2 separate regions of the Homo sapiens genome follow, and region 2 is linked to region 1. A link is a loop called in an ENCODE intact Hi-C map of the cell type or tissue named here. Cell type or tissue: OCI-LY7. All regions are shown on one strand. Links, peaks and the distances in the headings refer to the core of each region. The heading gives the core; the rest is flanking DNA.

Region 1 (8,817 bases), core at 176-8,175:
GTCTGTGTTTCAGAAAGGGGGAGAAAGACGTGGACTAGGATCACAGGCTGTTCCTCCAGCGGGAGGCATCCAAGGGCCACCCTCACCCAAGGCAACTGTGATAGATGTGGGTGGAGCAGGCACACCTGGGCTTCCTTCTCCAGCTTTGTCATGTTTAAAAACATCTGTGCGATCTCCCGGTCAAACACTCTTACTCGGTCCCAGTCCAAAAGGAGAGATCTGTCTTTGTCAGTGTTAACCTGCAGGAAAAAGGATAAAGGGTGAACGCACAAGAAAAAGTCTCCAGGTGAGCCCAACGCCAGGAAGAACCAGGACAGATGAAGCTGGTCCTTGTCTGGGAGCCAAATAGCCCTGGCTGTAATGGCTCACAGCTGTACCTGTTCAGGTGGGCAGATACGCAAGCTGACATCTGGCCCTCTCCACCACTTGCCCCAAAACCAGGCAGCCAGTCTCAGGAAGGTGGCCCAAAGCTGAGGCTGATGTGTCCCTAAGAAGCACCTGAGCCCCTACTTCTCACACCACCCCTGCCTATCCCCAGTGCCTGGCCAGTGGTAGGTATGGCCACCGCCAGGGTCCCAAGCCCCGTGTCAGCCACAGCAGCTCCAAGACAGTGTCTCACTGTGTTGCTAGGCTGGAGTGCAGTGGCACGATCGTAGCTCACTGTAGCCTTGGACTCCTGGCCTCAAGCAATCCTCTTGCCTCAGCCTCCCAGGTTGTTGGGATTACAGACATCAGTCACTGTGCCTAGCTGTATTAAGTCTTACAGTGAGCTTCTGTGGAGGCTTTTATTTGAAGAAAGGGTTCTAGGAATTTTAAAAAGTTTGAAAGCCAATGGTCTCAGTCCAGTGCTTGGACCTGACCACTGAAGCCACTGATTCCTGTGGGGTGACCTCACCCTGCACTGCCAGAGCTGAACTCATTCCCACTTATCCAGATTCAGCATATACAGGCCCAGTCTCTTCCCACTGCCCCCATGAAGGCTGGGGTCCCTCAGCCCTAGGCACCACAGACCACTTCCAGGTACAGCCGTCCACACTTCTGCCCTCAGCCCGGGGCCTGCCGGCTGATGATGATGGAAGACTCTCAGAATCCATGCCCCAAACCCAGAAAGCCCCAGCATGAATAGAGAAAGGCAAGGAACCTTGGCCTGCAGCACCCAGTAGGTCTCTGGTTTGAAGGACTGGATTTTATCATGTCTCTCCACACAGAATCCCAGGGTTGGAGTCTGACACGGCCCAAAGGAGATGAGAGAGCTGTCTAAATCACCGTATTTCCCCTGGAAATATTTAGTCTGAAACCTGGAGGGAGTGGAAAGATATTTTGGTCACTGATTCACTCAAGACACTATTATGGCCACCCATGTGAGTCCAGCCCAAGGCCAGGGGTGGTGCATGAAGGAGGTGGCATCAGGTGGTGTCCCCACTTAGAAGCCAGTGGGAGCAGAGTGGGCATAGCCTTAGGGAGGATTCATGTGTGTACATGGGTGACAGAGCCAGTGAGAGAGGAGACAGAGGTTTCTACTGTCTCAGGCCAGGGAGCCTTCTATTCTATTCCATCTACTGCACACTCTCCTCAGGACCCCCAGAGCACAGACAAACACACTTTATCAAGCAGGGCATATGTGATCTCTGTCAGCTAAATAAACAATTTTCTTTAGGTCTCTTTTGTTTTTGTAGAGACAGGGTCTTGCTGTATTGCCCAGCAGGAGTGCATTAATGGGGATTCACAGATCATTGCAGCCTTGAACTCCTGGGCTCAAGTGATCCTCCCACCTCAGCCTCCCAAGTAACTGGGACTACAGGCTCACACCACCACACCCAGCTAATTAAAACAAAATGTTTGGACAGGCACAGTGGCTCATACCTGTAATCCCAGCATTTTGGGAAGCTGAGGTGGGCGGATCACCTGAGGTCAGGAGTTCGAGACCAGCCTGGCCAACATGGTGAAACCCCGTCTCTACTAAAAGTATAAAAATTAGCCGGGAGTGGTGGCAGGAGCCTGTAATCCCAGCTAGTTGGGAGGCTGAGGCATGAGAATCACTTGAACCCAGGAGGCAGAGGTTGCAGTGAGCTGAGATTGTGCCACTGCACTCCAGCCTGGATGACAGAGTAAGACTCTGTCTCAAAAAACAAACAAACAAAAAAATAAATAAATTTTTGTTTAGCCTGGGCGCAGTGGCTCACATGTGTAATCCCAGCACTTTGGGAAGCCAAGGTGGGCAGATTGCTTGAGCTCAGGAGTTTGAGACCAGCCTGGGCAATACAGTAAAACCCTGTCTCTACAAAATGCATAAAAATTAGCCAGGCATAGTGGTGCACACCTGTAGCACCTGTAGTGGAAGGCTCAGGTAGGAGGATCTCTTGAGCCTGGGAGGCAGAGGTTGCAGTGAGCTGAGATTGTACCACTGCATTCCAGCCTAGGCAACAGAACAAGACTCTGTCTCAAAAAAATAATTTTTTTTTTTTTTTTTTTTGTAGAGATGGGGTCTTGTTATGCTGCCCAGGCTGGTCTCAAACTGCCAACCTCAAGCAATCCTCCTATCCTGGTCTCCCAAAGTGCAGGGATTACAGGTGTTAGCCACTGTGCCTGGCCTTCTTCAGGGTTGGTGAAATCCCCTGTTGCTCATCCTGGCTCGAGGAGGCCTAGGGGCCCCGGAGGGGGACCAGTAGAGGCAGGTCTCTGGCTGAGGGAGAGTGAGGGTGTGCCCAGGACTCTGCGGGTGTGGCCAGCACCTGGTGAATGCACAGCCGATTCGCAGGTCCAGCTCCTGGCGAGCATCCACTGAGAGCGCCTCGTTGTGGTCAGGCTCGCCTAGGCAGGCCATGGCATTACAGATGTCTGTGTCCGTGATGGAGCTAAACCTGGCCCGGAACACGGTCTTCTCGCCACCATGGGCCTTGTTCATGACGGGCAGAACAGCATCAAGAACCTGGGGGTGGGGAGTGGCCAGCTGTGACCCACCTCCCAGATCCCTGCCACAGCTCCCCACCCCACTGTGAAGCCTGGTTCCTTCCAGGAAAGAACACGTGTGCTCGGCTCCCTCTCCTGCCCCTGCCAGACCCTCCTCTATCCCCTTTCCTGCACCTGCCAGACCCTCCTCTATCCCCCTGCCTTTCCAGAAGCCCTGAGCACTCCACAACACCCCACCACATGGCTTCCTTTACTCCCATCTAGAAACATACTCGAACACTCCCTTCTTACTCCCGCCCTCTCTTCTAATCCTCTGCTTTCATCCCCACCAAATCAGGAAATGCTACTGCCAAGTACATGAGGGACCTCTTAGTCCCCAAACCCATCCCATGTGACACGATTCCCTGCCTTCTAGGAGGGAGGGTTTGGAGGGGTGGGTGGAAATTTTAAGAGGCTGAAGAAAAGACAGGGAAGGAAAAAAGAATGAAGGGGAAAGGAAATGGGCAAGAGCAGGAAGGCCACGGGTGGTCCTAGCTTGTGGTGGGGGCAGCTCGGGCTAAAGCACAGCAGGGGTCCTGGAGCCGAGACTCACTAGGAAGGCCGTGCAGTGGGACTAGGGTCGCCGCCGGAGCCTGGCCACGCAGCTTCCTTACTGGGAATAAGTGGCTTCATTTCTGAAGGGAGAAAGCCCCATGAGCTGCCCCCATTCTCCATTCCCAGATGCAAAGGCCCCCAGGGAGGAGCCGCCCTGCAGGGGAGGAGAGGGTATCTGGGAAGAGACAGAGTGTGATCGCATTTGCTGAGGGTGCTGTACTGCAACGCCAGGTGCCTCAGCTCTGTCTCACTGACCAGCTCTTGAGCCACGGGTGAGAGCTGGGGGTACAGGAGCACGGGGGCGACCCATAGAACAACAGTCTGAAGGGCACCAAGTGAGACCAGCAGTCATGGCCACTGTGAGGGCACCATGGCCGGGGCAAGCATGGGGCATGGGGTGTGCACAGGGAGCAGCTGCCACCTGCTTCTCTGCAGGGCTCCCAGGGTTGGCTGGAGGCAGGAGGCATCCTGGATGAGGCAGGAGATGAGCAGAGCGAGGCCTGCAAAAGGAGCTCAGTGCTGAGGTCGGGAATCAACCAGCATCAACCCAAGGTCCCTGAGAAGTCACGCTGGGCACAAGATGCTGAACACCAAGCTGCCCCAAGACAATCCCATTCTGAAACCTGCATCCACCCAGACAATTTGGCCCCTCCTATGTTCACTCATACCGTTGAGGCCTCAGCAAGCGGAGGAACAACTGACCACCTTTAATAGAGCCTATGCAGTTAAAAGTATCTGTGGAGTTTCAGAATAAAGGGAGGGGAGAGGTGTTTTTAAACCGGTACAGTTTACTCCCTCCTTTGGCCCCAGGAGTGATGTGACTGACTGCTGGTGTCAGTTTGGGGCTGGTGTCAGAAAGGCCAAAAGTGAGGAACAAAGTGAGCCTCACACTCACCTCAAAGCAGATGTTCTCCCCCTCCTTGTCGCAGTCCAGCCACAGCACGATGTAGTCGCAGCCTCTGCCCTCCACCTGCCACACAGCACAGGTTCACACGTACCTGCTGCAGACCCGGTCTGTGCCACCCGCCCCCAGTGCTCCCATCCAGGACAGGGCTTGGTCCCAGGCCCTGAACCTCAGTTAGGAGGACTGGTACCTGGGCTGGGTAAGGAGCTGGCTGTGTTGAGGCTGGCTCAGCCAACAGAAAAGAATTGAGTTTATAATTGATGTTTTTTGGACCAAAAAAAAAAGTATAAATGCAACATGATCTTATACCCCAAAACTGCCCAGAAGAAGGGTTAAAATGAAATAACCCTAAATGATAACAGCAGTCGTCTTGGGTAATATGATTATGCATAATTTTTCTGTCTTTCTACTTATCTGCACTTTCTAATTTTCCATAATCTGTATGCATTTGTTTTAAAATTAAGGAGAAAAACCCCCCGACCAAACAAGCTATTTTAAAAGCAGAAGGCCTGCTCTCCAGGACTGAGGGTTGGCAATGGCAACTGCCTTGTGTGTTGGGGGTGCCTGCAGGTGCCTCGTGGGCCAGCAGGGGGCACTCACAGAAAAAGCTAGCAAAGGCCCCCCTGTCCAAGGGGGATTAGGACTCAAGCAAGGGTGGGCAAAGACATGGCAGCTGTGGAGGGTGGGGAGCCCCGGTGTGCTCATGCCCAGGCCAGCCCCACGCACCTGCAGGAACTTCACCATGTTCAGCTTGGGGTTAGCTTCTTTCTTCTCCGTGGGAGCTTGGCTGAACAGTTCTGCGGGGTCCACTTTGTCCCATTTGTTGTATTTTCCTACAAACCAGTCACAGTGACATTGAGTCACAGGAGCTCAGCCTCCGAGACCATCATAACCCCAGGAGGATGTTGGCCTCATCCCACAAATGAGGAGGGGAAAGCTTGGAGAACAATTTGCCCAGGGTCATCCTGATGATCAGAGGCAGAGCCAGGATGTGGGTTCAGGCCTTTGGTAACCCCCTCCCATCCAGCCTCCTTTCTGCTCGGCTGCTGAGCGGACCCACCACACCCCGGCCAACCACAGGAGCCAAGCAAGCTCTCGGGGGGCTGCCACTCTGGCCTCACTTCCGGGACTTTCCCTGTGGCTGGGAGCACCATTCCTGGGCTGGGTCTCTTTGCCTGAGCACTGGACCCCACAATGGTGCCTTCATTGACACTTCCAACCTGAGTTTCTGGAACTTTGTCCTTCCACCCAGCACTCTGTGGGGGCACACATGTGTGCAGTCGTTCCTGTTAAAGGACCATCTTTTTGAGCCTCATGCCCAGCACATTCACCTACTCATCTACAGAGACCCGGTTCTTGCATGCTCAGCTGTCTGGCTTTCTTTTAGGCCCCATTTCTTTTTTTTTCTGAGACAGGGGTCTCGCTCTATCACCCAGGATGAAGTACAGTGATACGATCACGGCTAACTGCAGTCTCGACCTCCCAGCCTCAGTCCATCTTCCCACCTCAGCCTCCCAAGACTACAGGTGCGCACCACCATGCCAGCTGATTTAAAAAGAATTTTGTTTTTTTTTTTTTTTGTAGAGACAGGGGTCTCACTATGTTGTCCAGACTAGTCTTGAACTCCTGGGCTCAAGCGATCCTCCCCAGGCCCCATTTCTTGCATCCTGGGAGAATGGGGTCAGACAGAGCCAAATTCAAATCCCGGCTCCCCACCTGCCAGTTGGAGATAAAACTTGGGGTCCAAATGCTCAGCCACACAACTCAGTCACCATCATTGTCATCACTGTCATCAATGAGCAGCAAGAACAAGGGCTGAGGCTTTGCTGTGTGTCGGGCCCTGTGCTGAGTGCTTTGCCCTCACTGTCACACTGAATCCTTAGCCTTGGGAAGCAGATGGCATTGCTGTGAGACCCATTTCACTATGAGAAGTGTAAACTCAGAGGCCGTCATTGCCCACATCCCCAGCCAGTGAGCCGGCAGAGCAGGGGGAAAAGCCTGGATCAGACTCTTGCCAACCACATGGCCCCAAACCTACACCCAGCAGGTCACTAATACTGGCGCTTCCAAGGTAATTGATAACAGTAACAATATAGGAATGACAACGACAGCCACCAAATGACCGACAGATGACGGTCAACTTGGCAACAGCAGCAGCCTTCTCTTAAATGCCTGCACAGGTCAAGCCCTTCCTAAGATAGGTGCTGCCACTTTGTCTACATAGGAAGGCACACAGGGAATGCAGCGACTAAGGGGTGCCGCTATGATGGGGACCCAGGGCTGAGTTCCAGAGCCTGGGTTCTGGGCACCGCACCAGGGACCCTCTCATTGCTACTTCATGATCTGCTGGCCTTATGACTCATGGAGTTGGGACAAACTTCCCTGCCTAGAGGCATCTCCTGGCTTCAACTGGACCCTGGCCAGTGCCATGCAGAACTCCCTTCAGTAGGATGGAGGGTAGAGGGGCTTACCCAGGAAATCCAGGGTCATCACGTGACCACAGACAGACGTCATCTTGAAGCGCACTGGCTGGCCAGCAAAGGTCCCAGTGTACTCGTGGACTGAGCAGGCCCCGTTCAGCCCTTTGTGTGAGGACAGGCTCCCTGGGGATGAGGAAGCACAAAGTGACTGGCTGCTTCAGCTGAGCTGAAGACCCTGTGGAGACCCCAGCCCGGATGCCACCTCCCAGAGGGCCAGAGTCCTCCTTCCCCAGAGTGGTGAGTGACGACATTCCGCAGACTGGTGCGGGTAGTTGGGCACTGAGAGGTGGGACGGCGCTCAGGGAAAACAGCATCTGCCAACAACCTAGCACAGAGCACTCTCGATGCAGAGCCCCAGGCTGCCGGGAGCCAGGAGCAGGCAGGGGTGGGCTCTTTCTCTGTATTTATGTTTTCACTCTTCAATTCCATTTTTGCCTCACTTCATTGAAACGTTATTCATCGTTTACTAAAACAGACTCCAGATCTACTCTCGGTTACCAGGGACCTTCTAATTATCGAATTCTCACCCTCTCCACTGACCATACTCAGCTGTACTTTCTCAGCTTCTGGGCACCGGGCACCACTTTTGGGGCACCGTCCCCTGCGGACCATGCCTTCTCAGCTGAACGAGGGTCTCTTCCCCTCTCAACTGCTGGACCAAGGGGAGGCCAGGTAGGTGCCTGTCATTTCTGGGTACCCAGCATCTAAAACTCTTCCTATTTGGAGGGAATTCAAAGATAGGGGGAAACAGCACCCTACCAACCACCCCAGTGGCCAGAGTTGGGGGTGAGTGGCAGACATTCCCTCTCGAGCTCCCTGGTGTCTCAGTAGTGCCTGTGGCCATAGCTCAGTCCATTGGCTACTCTGGAGTGACGTGAGGTCCACAGGACAGTGGGAGTATCCAGGGGTGACAATGCCTGGGGCATAGCCTCATCAGACCTTGACTGGGGTGTAGTCCTGGCTGCGTCTCCTTCCTTCCAGGGCTGGTTTCTACTACCTGTACCTAATAGCCCCACCAGGCCCAGCATATGGATAATGACTGTCCTTCAATTTCATTGTAAATTGTGCCTTGTGCCTTATGGGAACCCCAGCTTTGGCACATTGCCAGGAGTGGAAGCAAATGCACCCCACTGTGACATACTGAGATGCTTCATTACCACCTGCCGACCCGAACCAAATCTACCCCAGCCAGGGTGGAATCACATTAGGAAAAAATGTCCTGTAACACATAAACGACCGTGCTTACAGACCAAAGCAGGGCTGGTCTCTCCTACCTCTAGAGAGGATTTTGGCAATTGACTGTGCCAAGGACGGCTTTTCAGCAACCATGAGCACAGTCTTCATTTTGTCTCGGTCCTTCACACTCCAGTTTCGGGGCACTGGCAATGAAAAAGTTTAGACTCCACTCTTCCGCAGCACAGCACTATTACCAATGCTGACTCCTAAAGAGAAGAAAAGACACTCAGGATAGCAATGCTGTCAATAGAACCTACACCACTACAAGGAAAATCACTTTAACAAAGAAAAAACAAGACCAACCTGAGGCAAGAAGAAGAAAAATTAGGGAATTAGGGAAACTTGAAGACATCTGAGATTAAAAACAAGAAAAAACTACCAGGTCAGCTGAAGTGGCTGAGATGATCCTGGGAATGTGGCTCCATTTGGGGGAAGGTGAAGTGGCCCCAGTGATCTCAGGTCAATTTTATTCCTAAATCCATGCTAGGAAGATGCTGGGGCCTGGGGATCTGGAGTGATGGGTCAGGCCAGGTGGATGCCTGGCCCTCCTCTCTGGACTGGCTCTTCCACCTACAGGTGGACTCACCTGGAAAGAGGAACTATCGTGGCCGAGAGCAGCACCTCCCGCTCAGCAAAGCACTTGGACGCCCCAGGACACTTTACAAAATGCAGATGCCCAGGCTGGGCCCCCCA
Region 2 (8,817 bases), core at 248-8,247, 55 kb after region 1:
TGAGAAACTACAATAATAAAGTACAACATATCAGGATCACAGAAGGTAGGATTCGGATGATGGATGTGTGAACAGAGATGATGGATGGTGAACTACAGAGACAGGCTGGGCTCTCAGGTCTCTGGGCCACGGAAGGAGTGTGTCCTGTAACCAGCACAGGACACAGCTCAGTAAGAACCATATACTCCAAGGAGCTCGGGGCTTGGAGCTGGGCCCTGTGCTCACTGATGGGGACTCAGCAGCTGTGTCCTTTCTGGCCTGGCAGAGTCCCCTGAGCAGGGACCTGTGTATGGTCTCAGCAGGTGCTTCCTCCCAGGGCCCTCCCAAGGCGGGAAGTAAACCTTCCTCCTCCTCAGGCTGCAGTGTGAGCTGAGCTCCAGCTCCAGGGCTCAGGGAGGGGCTGGGCAGTCCCCTGATGGAAACACACTTGCATGAGCAGCCCCTCCTCTGCAGAGGGTGGGGAAGAAAAGGATGCCTGGGGCAGTCCAGCCCCACGGTGTGGTGGGGTCAGGGGCTGTGTCCACCATGGACTTGACTCCTCCCCTCCTTGTGATCCTGTCTCACTGTACGTGTCGGGACGGGCCTCAAAGACCAGCCTACATCAGAAACTTTGACTGAGGCCCCTGAGAAATGTTACCCTGAACTCTGCCTTAGTATCTGGATGTGTCTTTTCACCTGATAGAGTTATAAAGATTTTCCCAGTTAAAAACAAAAGCAAAGCTCTGCCAGACTCGTGTTCGTGGCTCCAAATCTGCTTCAGCCACTGAGCAGGAGCTGAGAGGGAAGAGAGAGAGAAGAACACAAGATCCATATGGGGAAGGATTTCTATGAGGGTGTGGCAGTGAGAGCGGGTGGCAAGTTGCCAAAGAGGCCTAAGCCACAGAAGTGGGTTTCATGTGGGACTTTCGGAATGAGCAGGAGGGCGATGGGTGGAGGGTGAGGGTCAGAAGATTCTAATCAGAGGTGAGAACCCAAAGATGAGTTATTGGTCATTCAAGTCAAACAGTGAAATTACCTTGGCCTGTGCCTCCAGTCAGTGGAGCAGGGAAGGGGCCAGGATGTGCTTCCTGCAGGTGTTACTGGAAAGGGGTCCTGATTCAGATCCCAAGAGAGGGTTCTTGGATCTCATGCAAGAAATAATTTGGGAGGAGTCTATAAAGTGGAAACAAGTTTATTAAGACAGTAAATGAATAAAGGAATGGCTACTCCATAGACAGGGCAGCACCAAACACTGCTGGTCGGCTATTTGTATAGATAGTCCTTGATCATATGCTAAATAAGGAGTGGATTATTTATTAGCTTTTCAGGAATTCTTTTTAAAAATATAGACCACATAAGGTAACTTGTGGATGTTGCCATAGCATTTCTAACTGTGAGGACAACCAGAGGTCACTTTCCTCACCGTCTTGGTTTCAGTAGGTTTTGGCCGGCTTCTTTAGCGTATCCTGTCTTATCAGCAGGGTCTTTATGACCTGTATCTTGTGATCCCAGTCTGGTTGACTTCCTAGCTCATCCTGTGACTAAGAATGCCTAACCTCCTGGAAATGCAGGCCAGCATGCCTAAGCCTCATTTAATCAAGCCCCTATTCAACATGGAGTCACTCTGGTTCTAACACCTCTGACTTAGGGTGGCTGCAGAGCTGGAGGTGCAGATTGGGGCAGATCAGCCTCCTGAGAAAAGCACACAGAGCCACTGCGGGGCTGTGAGGTGGGAGAGATGAACTCACATTGGCATTTGATCAGTGACTCTCCAGCTGTAATGAGAATAGAATGGAGAGGCCTGGGACAGGAAGACAGGATGTGGTTGCTCATGCCATCCTGGTGGGAAGATCTAGGTGAGTTACTGTGGGGTAAAGAGGAGAGAGCAGATTCCTTGTCACTTTATGCTGTAGAATACATTGGACATGGAGAGGGCTTGGAGCTTGTGTGTGAGAAAAGCAGATCTATCTCGGCTGACTCCCAACAAACTGGCTGAGAATTTAGATGGAGGATTATTATTAAATAAAAGAGGAAGACTGAAATGAATATTGTCATCGTATTTTTTTACCCAGGGTTGGGATAGGTGGAAATGTGTGTGTGTGTGTGTGTGTGTGTGTGTGTGTTTAAATATTCACTAATTTTTCAATTCAAAAATATTTACTGCGTGACTACTAAGTAATAATATTATACAGGTTTTAGCGTTACCATGGAGAATCAAATTGTCAAGGTCACAGGCATCTTTTTGTTTTGTGTGGATCACTGTGAAAGATACTATGCTAAATTTTTTCTGAATCATGCAGATGAAAGCATTAAACACATACACAAACATTTACGTTTGTGTGTGTGTTGTGTGTGTGTGTGTGTGTATGTGTAATCTATCTCAGCATACAATGCCACTGAAACTACACTTGCGGATTAGGTCCTCGGAAAAATAATCGTGTTAACATTCACGATGCAAATAGAATGGTACCTGACACAAAGTAAGTGCTATAAAAGAATACTTGAGGCTGGGCGCGGTGGCTTATGCCTGTAATCCCAGCACTTTGGGAGGCCGAGGCCGGTGGATCACCTGAGGTCAGGAGTTTGAGACCAGCTTGGGCAACACGGTGAAACCCCGTCTCTACTAAAAATACAAAAATTAGTCAGGTGTGGTGATGGGTGCCTGTAATGCCAGCTACTCGGGAGGCTTAGGCAGGAGAATCGCTTGAACCTGGGAGGCGGAGGTTCAACAAGAGCAAAGCCCATTCTCAAAAACAAAAAATTTGAATGGTTAAATCACATTGGACTGTGAGTAAAGGGCTTAGACAAGGTGTCTCGGAACTTTTGGGTCATCTTCTTGATCTTTCCATAAAACTCTAACCCTTCTATTCTTAACCTCCCCCATTCCCAATTTCACCCTGATGTGCACATCCTACCTGGTGCCTAGTCATCCCGGTGGCCCCTCTCTGGGCTGTATCTAGGGAGAGTGGTGACCTTGGTCATCTTCCTCAGGTCCAAGTATCCATAAGAGAAGCAGACTTTTCTCTCTTTCATAATGATGGTCTCTTCTTGAATAATTTCCCTGTGCATTTTCATTAAGGGTCTCACCCCATCAAGGGTGTGATGAGGACAGTGATGAGGGTCACGGAGCCCGGCCTCCCACGGGGGGATGTGGGGTATGATGAGAGAGAGAAGCAGGTGCCCTCAGGCCCATATGGAGGCTGGGGAGGGTTGTTAACCCTCCTGCCCTCCTGGCCACTGGGTGCAGGACATGTTCTCTCTGAGGCTCACTCACCTATGGCCCCAACCACACAAAAATCTAAATGGGGAAGAAGCAGAGGATGACTTCATGCTGAGGAGGCCCATCTTGCAGCGAGAAATGTGCTGTGGTGAGCACCTGCAGCACAAAGAGCCTGGGGTGGGGGTGGAGGGGCGTGAGCGCTGCCTCTGTGTGGGGATGGTGTGCGCAAGGCAGTGCTGAGGACCTTCAAGCCAGTCAGGAATGAACCTGGGCTCTGAGACAGTGGAGGGAAGTGTGGCCTGTCCCTGAGGGTCTGTGGGGGTTTCAACTGGGAAACCAGGCCCTGGACCCCTACCCTGGGCCCTCTGCTCTGTGCTTTCTGGGGCCCAGCAGCTGGGACCTCCCAGGAGCAGAAGAGGCTCCTCTAGCCCCACCCCACACTCAACTTTCCCCAAGTTCAGGCCCAGGGATAGCAGGGGGAGGGGTGTGATTTGCATGAAGGGTGCTCTGTGCCCTCTTAGGAGGAGAGGATAAGAGAGACTCTGTGCAGTTCTGCTCAGCTGTGGGCTTAGGAAGCAGAGCCTGGGGCATCTCCACCATGGCCTGGACCCCTCTCCTCCTCCAGCTTCTCACCCTCTGCTCAGGTGACTGCCTGTGGAATGCCAAAGTGATTATTGGGGACACATGGGATGACTTTTCTCTTATATTTTAACATTGTGGGGTGGGTAGTGAACCCAGACTCACCTCTCTGTGCCTGCCTCCTCTGTTCCAGGGTCCTGGGCACAGTCTGCGCTGACCCAGGAAGCCTCGGTGTCAGGGACCGTGGGACAGAAGGTCACCCTCTCCTGTACTGGAAACAGCAACAACGTTGGAAGTTATGCTGTGGGCTGGTACCAACAGATTTCTCACGGTGCTCCCAAAACTGTGATGTTTGGAAATTCTCTGCCCTCAGGGATCCCTGACCGCTTCTCTGGCTCAAAGTCTGGGACCACAGCCTCCCTGACTATCTCGGGCCTCTAGCCTGAGGACGAGGCTGATTATTACTGTTCAACATGGGACTACAGCCTCAGTGCTCACACAGTGCTGCAGGCACATGGGGAACCGAGACAAAAACCTGCCCTTGGCCTGTCCCGAGGCTGATCACTCCATACTTGCCTATGACAAACAAAGAGGGTGCCTGTGGCTGATCGTACAGTTTAAGCAAGGGAGGAAGTGAGACTCAGCCACAGGCCCCTGCAAAGGGTCAGCGGGCCTTGTTCCCACATTGTCTCTATTTGAAAAAGTGAGATAAATTTCACTTCGTATAAAATGTACAATTAAATTGTCTTATTGTGTTTACAGAATTATGCATCTATCACCATAATCTAATTTTAAAACGTTTTCATCACCCCACAAAAAAACCCCCACAATTAGCAGCCACCCTTCACCCTTTCTCCCCAGCCACTGGTCATTGCTAAAGACTTTCTGTAAAGAACATGCATTTAAAGACCTAAGAAACTCAGTGATGCCAAACAGCTAGGTTTTTCAAATGCCCAAGCATGTAATAATAGATTACTGAAACCAAAGATAAAGACACAATTATGAAAGCAGACAGAAAGCTTTATAATATATACAGAAAATCAACAATTCAAACAATGAGAGGTATTTTATGAGTATACATTGAGGCCAAATGGCAGTGTTATGTTCTTACAAAGTCAAAAGAAAGAAAGAAAGAACTGTTGAGTCATAATGCTATATCCAGGTAAAGATTTTTTTTTTTTAAAAAAGGTAAAAAATAAGACTTTGTCAGATGAAGAAAACCTGAAAGAATTCATCTAAAAAAAATCAAAACAAATCAACTCTAAGAGAAAATTTTCAGGTGGAAGATAAATGATAATGGAAACATTGAACCCAAAGAATGCAGGAAGAATAACCAATAAATATAGTAGTAAAAGACCAAATTTTTAGCTCTACAGTTCTGGAAAATATGCATATCAAAAGCTAAGTTATAGCATTTTTGATATAATTTCTACTTATGAAAAATATTATATATACATATATACACATATATACATATATATACACACACACACACACACACACACACACACACACACACACACATATATATATATACATGAAACTTCAACCAAAAGAAGGAACTGTAAGGGGTCTACATGACTGGGAAAATATTAGGCCTATTATTAAATCTAAATAGATCATGAATAGTTACATGTACATGTTGTAATCTTTACAGCAACCAATGTAAAACTGTGCAGAGATACCAATATAAAATCAATATAAAAATCAAAAGAGCCCACTAAATAATACTCAAATAATCCAGAAGTAGCAGAAACAGGGTGGAGAGGAACAAAAGTTATAAAGAGAAAAAGGAAACTTACACTAAAATTGTAAGCTTAAATCCAACCATGTGAATAATTTCATTAAATGTAAATGAACTAAGCACATATATTAAACACAGAGTTTGTCACACTGAGAAAAATAAAAAACAAGAGACAAGCATGCGATTCTATAATAAACTCTAAATAGAAGTATATACACAAAAGTAAAATGATAACACAAATAAACACCTAGTTAAAATGGCATAAAGCATTACTTCAATGTTAATTGCATCATTCTGATTTTCTAAATTGCATATTGTGTTGTAAGATGCCACTTTTGAGGAAAACTGGTTGAAGTGTAACTAAACCTTTATTACATATTTTTTCACCTTAATGTGTATCTATAATTATGTTTACAGAAAACATTAAATGAAAGTAAAAGGATGGAAAAGTTTTATCATGTAATCCTGAATTAATAACACAAACATATAGTGTGGATATTTCTTTGCGTTTCTTTTTTGTTGTTGTCGTTGTTTTTTGAAAAAGTCTCATTCTGTTGCCCAGACTGGAGTGCAGTGGCACAATCTCGGTTCACTGCAACCTCTGCCTCCCAGATTCAAGTGATTCTCCTGCCTCAGCCTCCTGAGTAGCCGGGATACAGGCGCCCGCCACCACACCCAGCTAATTTTTGTATTTTTAGTAGAGATGGGGTTTTGCCATGTGGGCGAGGTTGGTCTCGAACTTCTGACCTCAGGTGATGTGTTCACCTCGGCCTCCCAAAGAGCTGGAATTACAGGCATAAGCCACAACGCCTGGCCTTTTTTTGTTTTGTTTTGTTTTTGAGACAGTGTCTCACTCTGTTGCCCAGGCTGGAGTGCAGTGGTGCAATCATGGCTCACTGCAGCCTCAAACTCCCAGGCTCAAGCAATCCTCCCACCTCAGCTTCACAAGTAGCTAAGCCTACGGGCACGCACCACCATGCCTGGCTAATTTTGCTTATTTTTTGTAGAGACAAGATCTCACTATGTTGCCCAGGCTGGTCTGTAACTACTGGGCTCAACTGATCCTCCTGCTTTGGCCTCCCAAATTGCTGGAATTACAGGCATAAGCCACCACACCTGGCCCAGTATGGATAATTCATGGGTAAAAAATGTAATACTTGAAAAACAAATTAGATGTTTTCTTATTATTTCCACATAGCAGAGTACTAACTGTAGGACATTGGGATGTACTTTTGAATAAGAAATGAAGGTTTAAAAAAAGATAAAATAAAACAAAATAAGTGCCTAAAACTGACTGGTGAGGGGTTTACCCAATGCATGAGCAGTAGAAAGAATTTAATTTTTTGCATCCAGGATACTAAAAAGTGGAAAGATAGATTTCTTTTTTTTCCTGTTTTACTTCTTTTGGGTTGCTCTATTTGATCTAATTAAAAAGCCTATTACTCCTATGCTATGCTGATGGAAGAGAAGTCTTCTCTAACTTAGTCCCAGTGAGATTGCCTCCTCTGGGCCAACAATGCTCATCTAGAACTTGGAATTTCGATAAATCCATTCTGAGGTGATGAGCAGCAGCAGCACCAGAAAAGTTGATCCAGGCCATCTAGGACCCTCCAGGGAAGGGCTCAGGCCTGTCAAAGAGGCCTGATAGAAACTGGGGCCTGCAGTCAGTCAGGGACATTGAAGCTCTCCTGACACGGTCCCACCAGCTGGGAAAACACTCGGGGTCTCCCTCGGGTTTGATCAGATGGCAAGTTCCCCATTCCCTGATTGGCCCAAAGCTTTGACCTGTTGGACCCGGGGCCTATCAAAGGCCAGGTGTCCTCTCCCCATTGGAAACCTCCCTAGGCTCAACTCTTCTCTTCTCATTCTCCTGCTGGCCTGGGAGCATCCAGGCCAAGGGGTGAGGTGGGGACAGCCCTACATTAAGTTTTTATTTCAAGGTAGAAAATCTGTCCCCTTGATTGTTTGGGAAACTATAAAAAGACTAGGGCAGCTCAGGGTCTAAAATACAGCTTCAGGGAGTACAGAGTTAGAGTGCAGAAACTTCAATTCCATTTACTCTCTAGCAATTTACCTAATATCAAAACATACAGTTATGTTATGTTTACAAATATGCACGCACCTCTATTAATATGTGTTCATAAGTACATACACATGCACCATTACGTTTACACATACATGCATGTAACACCAACTGATGTAAAAATCATTGTTTTATGTACTCAGTTTTCCTTTGAGTTTACCCTCTTTTCTCTACTTTTTAAAATATTTATTTCTAATTTGGGGAGCTACTAACTGAGATTATTTTTCATCTCACTGAAAAACAGTTTTAGAATTTCCTGTAGAGCAGTTCTGCTGGTGGCAAATTCCATCGGGTTTTGTCTGAAAAGTAGCCATTTTCTCCTATTTTTTCTGTTTATTATATAGAAAGATAACTTATATAAAGTAAAATTCACAGGTCTTAATTATACAGTTTGATGGTTTTTACAAATGCAGATGCTCATGTAGCCAACAGTCCGATCCATTCTCACAACATCTCCATTACTGCAGAATGGAGACATTCTGTTCCAGTCAATGTAAATTATCCCATTACACCTACCAAATAGAACGTGTATGAGAGACACCTTTCTCCTGAGGACTTTTGCAAAGTGGGGTGGATCATGTGTCCCGCTCCCACTGAAAAGGGCTAAATGGAAAACTAAAGTCTGAAATAAAATAGGAGGCTGCCCTGACGAGGGGTCCCACTTTGCCCTTGGACAGAGAACAGGCCGTGGTCAAGGCCCTGGTCCGGGCAGAAGCCTCTGTCAGGACCCACTGGCATCTGGTCACAGACACGATGGACCTGGGCCTAGGCAGAAGGGGGTGCTGTTGGTCTGCTGCTGAGGGCTCTGTGGGTTTCTCAGCTGGGAAACCAAACACTTGAACTTGGTCTCCACGCAGGGTTCACTGGGGCCAGCAGCTGGGCTCTCTCTGCACCCTTGGAGAGCCTCAGGCCAGGCCCAGCCCAGGTAACCCCTCCCAGAAATGTCACCCCACCACTGGGACTGACACTCAGGCACACGGAGTGATTTGGTTGGGCAGAGGAAGAGGAGCACATTTGCATGAAGGGCCCCTCTCTCTCCTCTGGGACTACAGGGTGGGTAAGAAATACCTGCAACTGTCAGCCTCAGCAGAGCTCTGGGGAGTCTGCACCATGGCTTGGACCCCACTCCTCTTCCTCACCCTCCTCCTCCACTGCACAGGTCAGGATGGCCCTCAGCACCCTGACCTCCAGCTCACTGATACCACCTCCCAA

What was found. Hi-C counts contacts between places; a loop is a spot of excess contacts. Peaks named below come from ENCODE experiments on the same cell type or tissue, not always from the same donor. Only the 100,000 strongest peaks of a DNase experiment are listed, where the experiment ranks them.
Region 2: a loop joins it to region 1, with 5 times the contacts of the local background. A loop is called at or near these places in 4 of 110 quality-filtered maps.

Annotation. Positions count from the first base shown.
Region 1 is chr22:21,967,478-21,976,294 of GRCh38, forward strand. TOP3B (DNA topoisomerase III beta) reads right to left here. Exons shown (of 18, transcript NM_001282112.2): 2 at 8,163-8,330; 3 at 6,880-7,011; 4 at 5,135-5,241; 5 at 4,400-4,474; 6 at 2,733-2,929; 7 at 1,142-1,298; 8 at 126-239. The coding sequence starts at 8,232. Among named protein-coding and RNA genes, the nearest start is that of TOP3B, 11 kb to the right of the region's middle. In OCI-LY7, for the core only: CTCF peaks have their summits at 4,996 (motif pointing right) and 5,196; a DNase peak (open chromatin) is centred at 4,974.
Region 2 is chr22:22,022,279-22,031,095 of GRCh38, forward strand. It overlaps the pseudogene PRAMENP, IGL, the pseudogene IGLVI-70 and IGLV4-69. Among named protein-coding and RNA genes, the nearest start is that of TOP3B, 44 kb to the left of the region's middle. RefSeq lists enhancers at 3,046-3,225, 6,372-6,441, 7,090-7,219, 7,919-8,699, 8,077-8,336 and 2 more and a silencer at 4,326-4,445. In OCI-LY7, for the core only: no CTCF peak of the experiment used is centred there; DNase peaks (open chromatin) are centred at 295, 3,343, 3,693 and 4,333; H3K4me3 peaks cover 3,995 bases; H3K27ac peaks cover 6,499 bases.